2 separate regions of the Mus musculus genome follow, and region 1 is linked to region 2. The links are chromatin contacts, found by POLR2A ChIA-PET in ENCODE. All regions are on one chromosome and are shown on one strand. Each heading gives the region's core, a stretch centred on a gene start or an enhancer-like site at or near the end of the contact. The rest is flanking DNA. Distances are from core to core; before and after follow the strand shown.

The links. ChIA-PET counts read pairs that join two places held with the same protein, here RNA polymerase II (POLR2A).
Region 1: POLR2A ChIA-PET joins it to region 2 with 15 read pairs in embryonic stem cell. The contact joins the promoter of Kifc2 here to the promoter of Dgat1 in region 2. POLR2A ChIA-PET finds 5 or more read pairs at or near these places in 3 of 5 experiments (Patski and embryonic stem cell).

Annotation. Positions count from the first base shown.
Region 1 is chr15:76,658,960-76,662,185 of GRCm38, forward strand. It overlaps Kifc2 (kinesin family member C2), which reads left to right and starts at 1,622. Exons shown (of 18, transcript NM_010630.3): 1 at 1,622-1,806; 2 at 2,047-2,128; 3 at 2,277-2,425; 4 at 2,521-2,659; 5 at 2,768-2,913; 6 at 2,987-3,052; 7 at 3,142-3,226. The coding sequence starts at 1,708. It also overlaps a transcript of Cyhr1 not described here.
Region 2 is chr15:76,510,398-76,513,317 of GRCm38, forward strand. It overlaps Dgat1 (diacylglycerol O-acyltransferase 1), which reads right to left and starts at 1,597. Exons shown (of 17, transcript NM_010046.3): 1 at 1,158-1,597. The coding sequence starts at 1,384.

The DNA.
Region 1 (3,226 bases), core at 372-2,871, 150 kb after region 2:
GTCCCAGCCTCCCATGGGAGGAGCATCATCCTCTTTCTAGTGGAGGGATCTACATAGTTTGTGAAAGTAAGAATATTCACCTGTAGCCGGGCATGGTGGCACACACCTTTGATCCCAGCACTCAGGGGGCAGAGGCAGGCGGATTTCTGAGTTCGAGGCCACCCTGGTCTACAAAGTGAGTTCCAGGACAGCCAGGGCTATACAGAGAAACCCTGTCTCGAAAAACCAAAAAAAAAAAAAAAAAAAAAAGAATATTCACCTGTACAGAGCTCACCGCTGCATGCAGGGACACCCCTGCCAATACCAGGTGGGACAGGACAGTGCTCCATTCAGTCCTGGGTTTGGAAACCATGACACGTTGAATAGTAGTGAGTTTGAGGAGATAGGAAATGAATCTTCAAATTAGGAGAGAAGTACACACAGAGGCTGGCGATCTGGAGTCCTTAGTGGAGCTCTTCAGGAACCTCGAGTTCCAGAGACCTTTGAGTAGACATTAGAAGAGATTCAGTTCCAAACTTTTTGGAGCCCTGAGGTCACTGGACTCACCTGCAAGGAAGAAGGACTAATTTCCTGGGGAAGGGGAATGGGATTGGAATCTTGGCGCCCAAGCGTGGTATCAGCCCAGGGACTCAAAACGGCAAGAGGAGCTGTCTCTTGCTGTGGTCTGGGCACGGTCCTAGTTATGGCCTTCCATGCCTGAGAATGATAGAAGGGAAGAAGCAGCAGCGGAGCACAGGCAGCGCACAACACCTGGAGACGCGGAGCTGAAGGCCCGAACCCGCCCACAACAGTCTGCCCCGCCTCCTAGCCCGCCCTCCCGAGGCGCGGATTGGAGCAGCCGGCTTACATCCACTAACGAGAGGAGCTCCGGCTAGAGCGGCGGGGCGGGGCCTGTGGAGGGCTGCGGAGGCTCTAGAGGGGTGGGGCTGGGAGCGCGGAGGTGGCGACCAGAGGTTCAGTACTAGTTTGTGGTTTAGATAGTCTCTTTACATTACCCTGGCTGTCCTGGAACTTCCTGTATAGACCAGGCTGGCCTCAGACTCACTGAGATTTGCCTGTCTCTGCCTTCTGAGCGTTGGGATTAAAGGCATGCGTCACAGCCCATGATCTTCGGCACGGGTTTGCTGGAGCACTGGCATTGCGAAGCGCCCCGGGTCTGAGCCGGGAGATGTAGGTGGGGCTTCGGGGCAGCAGGCGTGGACTGAGAAAAGAGGCGGCACTTCGAGGGGTCTAGGCGGAGCTGTGAGAAGGGCCGGGGTGGGGCTTCCAAGGGTTATTGCTTAGCTGTGGGAGGGGCGAGGTTATGACCGAAGGGGAGGTCTGGGCCGGGCTGGGTCCGGCTCCCGGGGAGGGGTGGAGTCTGGGCGGGGCTATCGAGGGAGAAGAGGTTGTACACCTGAGAGCTGAAGGCTCGGTTCCCTTGCGCGTTTCTTGGTGGGGGTCTTGATGCGGGATTCCCAAAAGAGACTAGACAGCGGCTAGAGGTCTTTGCGAAAGAGGGACTAAAAACCGCTTGATAGGGCCTTAAGTACAAGTTTTGCAGCTCTTCGCAGTCGCCCCTCAGTGAGGGCCCTCCGCCCGTGGAAGATCGTCCGTGGGGGCGACCGCCGCGAGCATGCGCATGGGCACTGCGGCGGGCGGGTGCAGAGACCTGGTGCGGGGACGCGGGGCGGCGCGAAGAGGTGCTCTCTGCCGCCCCGCGCCCCCATGTACGCCTTTTACTCTCTGCTCATCTACATCTTCTACAGTCTTTTCCGCAGGGATGGCGGGGCTGCGGCGGTCTCGGACCCCGGGGATCCCACCCAGGTGAGCGGAGTGGGCCTGCATCACGGTTGGTTACCACCATCATTCTGAGATTTGGTCGTGGCTGACCTGTGCAGCTTAAATCCTTAGGTACCTGCTCTGGGAAATAGGGCTGTTCAGAGACCAGTATGGTCTCTGTTGTGGGGTCAAAGATCTCAGCCCCAACCCCTTGGCCCATTTCAGAAGCGAAAGGGTCGCACATACTGCCAGTACCCTCACTTGCACCTCATGCTCTCTTCCCAGAAAAGCGGCGGCCAACCTAGGGGTCGTCGCCGTCCGGATCAATTCACATCAGAACTGTGGTCCGAGCTGAACAGCCTGGCCGGTAGGTGCATACTAGGAGCTGCTGGGGAAGGAAAGGTCCGGGGGATACCTGCAGTTGGTGTACTGTAACCTCACCGGGAGGGAGAAAGGCCTCTCCTCCATCTAGTAATGCAGAATGCTTTTTCCTTTCTCACTTGGCCTCCTCAAAGGCTGCTCAGAATCTGAGGATGGCCAGAAAGGAGCGGAGGGTGGAGCAGCTGAGGTGTCCCTGGAAGAGGCACTCATGCGTCTTGCTGAGTTCCTCTCCGTCCAGTTGGGGGCAGAAGAGAGCTGCGGGACGACTCCTGACCTGGGCAAGGTGAGCGATACCGTCGCCAGCAATTATTCCTTTCCCTAGCCTCTGTGGTCCTCTCACTCCCAACACCTCTGCTTTGGTTCTTACTTCCTTCACAGCCTGGTGAAGTCCCCCCACTGTTGACAGTAACAAGTCAGCTCTTGGCCCTACTGGCATGGACACGGAGCCCCCGGGGGAGGCAGGCCCTGCTCCAGGGGACTCAGCCAACCTGCCCCGTGCAGCCCTCCACTCTAGATGGTCTGTAAAGAGTATCACCATTAGTGGAAGGAGCAGGATCTATCAGAACTAGCTCTGCTCACTATGCCAGACATCTCCTCACTTGTAACTGGCCTCATCCCTCTCCAGGGTCTCTTTCACAAGAAGAAAGCTCCTCTCAGCCCACTCCCATCCTGGATGAGGTACCAAGGGATGAGACCCAGGAACATCAGCCTCTCCAATTGGAGGAGGAACAGAGAGTTTGGCAGCGGTTGGAACAGCTCATTCTTGGACAGGTAAGGACTGTCAGCGACTGGGTGGGTGTGAGACCTAAAAAGGCATTCTGTCCTGTCTCTGACTCCTCCACAGCTGGAAGAGCTGAGACAACAGCTGGAGCAACAGGAAGAAGAGCTGAGTAGACTTCGTCTGGGAGTGGTGAGGCTTTTGGGGTGGGCATAGGGAACAAACAGGCTGAAAAGTCAGGGGAATTTCAGGTGGGTCCTGATGATATCCCTCTCTGTCAGGGGGTGACAGATTCAGAGAAGAGAGTCCAGCACCTCACATTGGAGAACGAAGCCTTGAAACAGAGCTTGAGCCTTACTCGGGACC
Region 2 (2,920 bases), core at 347-2,846:
CCCTGTTTGTGTGTTTGTTTGAGAGAGAGCGCACACACACAACATCTTTTCAGGTGGAAAATGGGAGGCCAGCCTCTCTCAAGACCAGCTTTGATTTACAGAAAATCATGATCCCTCTAAGGAGGGCCAACCTCCTCCCCCACTCTTGCCTCCAAGGCCTCCTTACCTGACCTTTGTTCATAATATGCCATACCTGCCTCACACTGAAGTTATCTTATCTCCTGGGTGAACTGTGAACACCCTAGGGCAGCTGGGGCGTGGGGGGCACCGTGCCCACTAGAAAAAGATTGTTGATACAAAGAGAACCAGACTTTGCCACCCTAGATAGCCACTTCCTCCAAGCCCCTCAGGTACTTCCTAACCCAGAGCTACTAAAGGGTCCCATGATGATCACCAAAAAGAGTCTCAGGGCCGGCTTTGTAGGAGACAGTCTCCATTTCTTCAGCTAAGCAGGGCCTCTCCCATAGGTGTGTTCATACCAAACCTCTCTCCGGTACTCCAACCACGGGATGAAAGTCTCACTTAGTAGTCAGCTCTGCCCCTATAGCCCGAAGTCATTCTGGTAACATAAGCTGGGCTTCCTTCAGGCCCTCCTACTTGCTGGAAGAGGGGTGAATAAGCCATGCAGCCTGTTAGTACTAGAAAGCTTCCTGTACTGTCCTCTGCCCCGAGCAAACGCCCATACCCATCGCCTCAAACAGGCGTGTGTCCTCTGGAGCCTCTAGCAGCCTTCTCTACCCACAGGACACCCCTCGTAGTTTTTGCAAAGGTAACTCTTCATCATAACCCTCCCTGGAAAACATCAGCCTCCTTCCACTGAAGAAAGCCCATTCATCTCCACCCCCCACCCCCCCGGGGCTCACATTTCCTGCTACCCACTCCTCAGAAAGGACCTCAAGGGACTCTGCCTCAAGGTGTGCTTACTTTCCTAAGCAATATGGAAAGGGGGCTGCTGCCCACTCCTCTACCCAGACTCCCTGGTCGGCTACACGACCACACCTGGGTGACCTTGGCAAGTGACCCTCTCCCCAAAGCCCGTGTCCCAGTACAGCCCCAGGGGAGCCCCGGCCGCGTAACTCGCAAAGCTGTGGCCAACTTTTAAGAACTAGGAGCGTCACTGGAGAGGTCAGATGTAAGGGGATCAGGCACTCCGCTACCTCAGATCCCAGTAGCCGTCGCCCACGCTGGTCCGCCCGTCTTTGTCCCGGGTATGGGCTGGAGCCGGAGCCGGAGCCGGCGCGTCACCCCCGGCGCCCAAGTCGGGGCTCACAGCCGCGTCTCGCACCTCGTCCTCTTCTACCTTGGGCCCACTACCACCCTGGACGGAAACCCGCGAGCCGGTCCTCCGACGCCGAGAGCTTCCCGCGCCTCCGCGGTCGCCCATGGCTTCGGCCCGCACCTCGTCGCGGCCCAGTCGTGCTCCGCCGGCTCTCAGCGCTTGGAGCCCGCGGCCCCGCCTCTGGACCCTGAGCAACGGCCTCCGCCGCCGCCCCCTGCCGGCCTCCGTAGCCGGCGCAGCGCACGACTACCTCTGCGACGCTGAGGCTGCGATGCTGCGGAGCAGCTGACTGGCTGTGGCGTCAACTGGAGAGTCCATTTGTAGTCCGAGGCCGAGCGGAGGCGGAGCCTAATCGAAGACGCGGAGCACGCTGGGAGTCGCGGGAGCAGAGCGCGGAGCCTCCTGGGAGTTGAAGGCACCGGGAGCTGGTGACGTATAGCACTCTGGGAATTGCAGTCACAGGCTGGCAGAAGCAACTAGTGTGCAGCTTGGCTGTGAACTTCGGTGGAAGAGGTCCGAGGTGCTGTCTCACTGCGAGGAGCAAGCGGGAGGAGAACTGCCCCGGCTCCTGGCTCCCTGGCAGCTACGCACTTCCTCTGACCTCTTGCTTGCCTCTTGTCCCACTTATGTAAAAACATCCTTTCGTCATCCCCAGCAGCGGTTTGAGTGTAGGTCATTTATGAAACTGCGCTGACGTCTTGCGGTTCCAAATCCATTTTTGAGCGCACAACCGACAGACTTATCTGCTCTGGCAGCATCGTTCTCCGAAAGATCCCTAGCTGCTAGGCAGGAACCAGTTTAAATGTACCTTGGAGCACATAGCCTGTCAAAGGATCAAACTGGAGAAATACCCAGCTTCGCATTACAGCAAATGTGTGCAACTGCCCAGTTAGTTAAAAGAAGCAACTCACCAGTCACCATGGCCTCTTCCTCTACCGCCCCACAGTGCTGTCGAGGGCCCGACAAGCAACGTGCCTGATTTAGACACCGCCGTGCATACATTCTAGACCTGAGGAAGCACCTAATTTCCTTCAGAAACACTATAAAGGACCAAGGAGAATAGTGGCTTTCTCTTCTGGGGAATAGCAGGCCTAAGAAGCACCTCTATAGGACAAGGTTGGTAGCCTCTCCTACAGGATGCTACTAGTCTTCCTATTAAGCTCCCTCCACTTCTGTAGTATCCACTGACTCCTTCCCTCAGGTCACACTTTCTTCACGACACATCTCATGATGAGCAATCTGGGCTGCCCTGCCGGTGGTGTCTTTGTACATATGCAGAGAAAAGCGAACCCAGGCTTGGACTTTTGTGGATCAGAGCCAACCTGGTCAGTGTCTCCGAGCATTCCTTTGTTGCTGGCCCAGTCTTTCATCTGGTCCTTGGCAAGGCAAGGGCTAGGTCTTTGTGAATAGTGACCCCAAAAGGAGGCAGAGTGAAAGAAAAAGTCTCTTTGGGAGCCTGAAGTGAAGGTAAGTCGTGTGAGCTCTGCCATGCCTTTCCCGCTCCTTCCTCTGTTAAGTGAATACGAGGCTTCCACATTCTCCTGGGCTAGCACGTTGGCTACACCAGCTTCCAGTTTGAAACCAAAAACTAAAAGTGGAAGGTTGAGGCCTAGGCTGCCACTAAAGCCAGAGATGAATCCA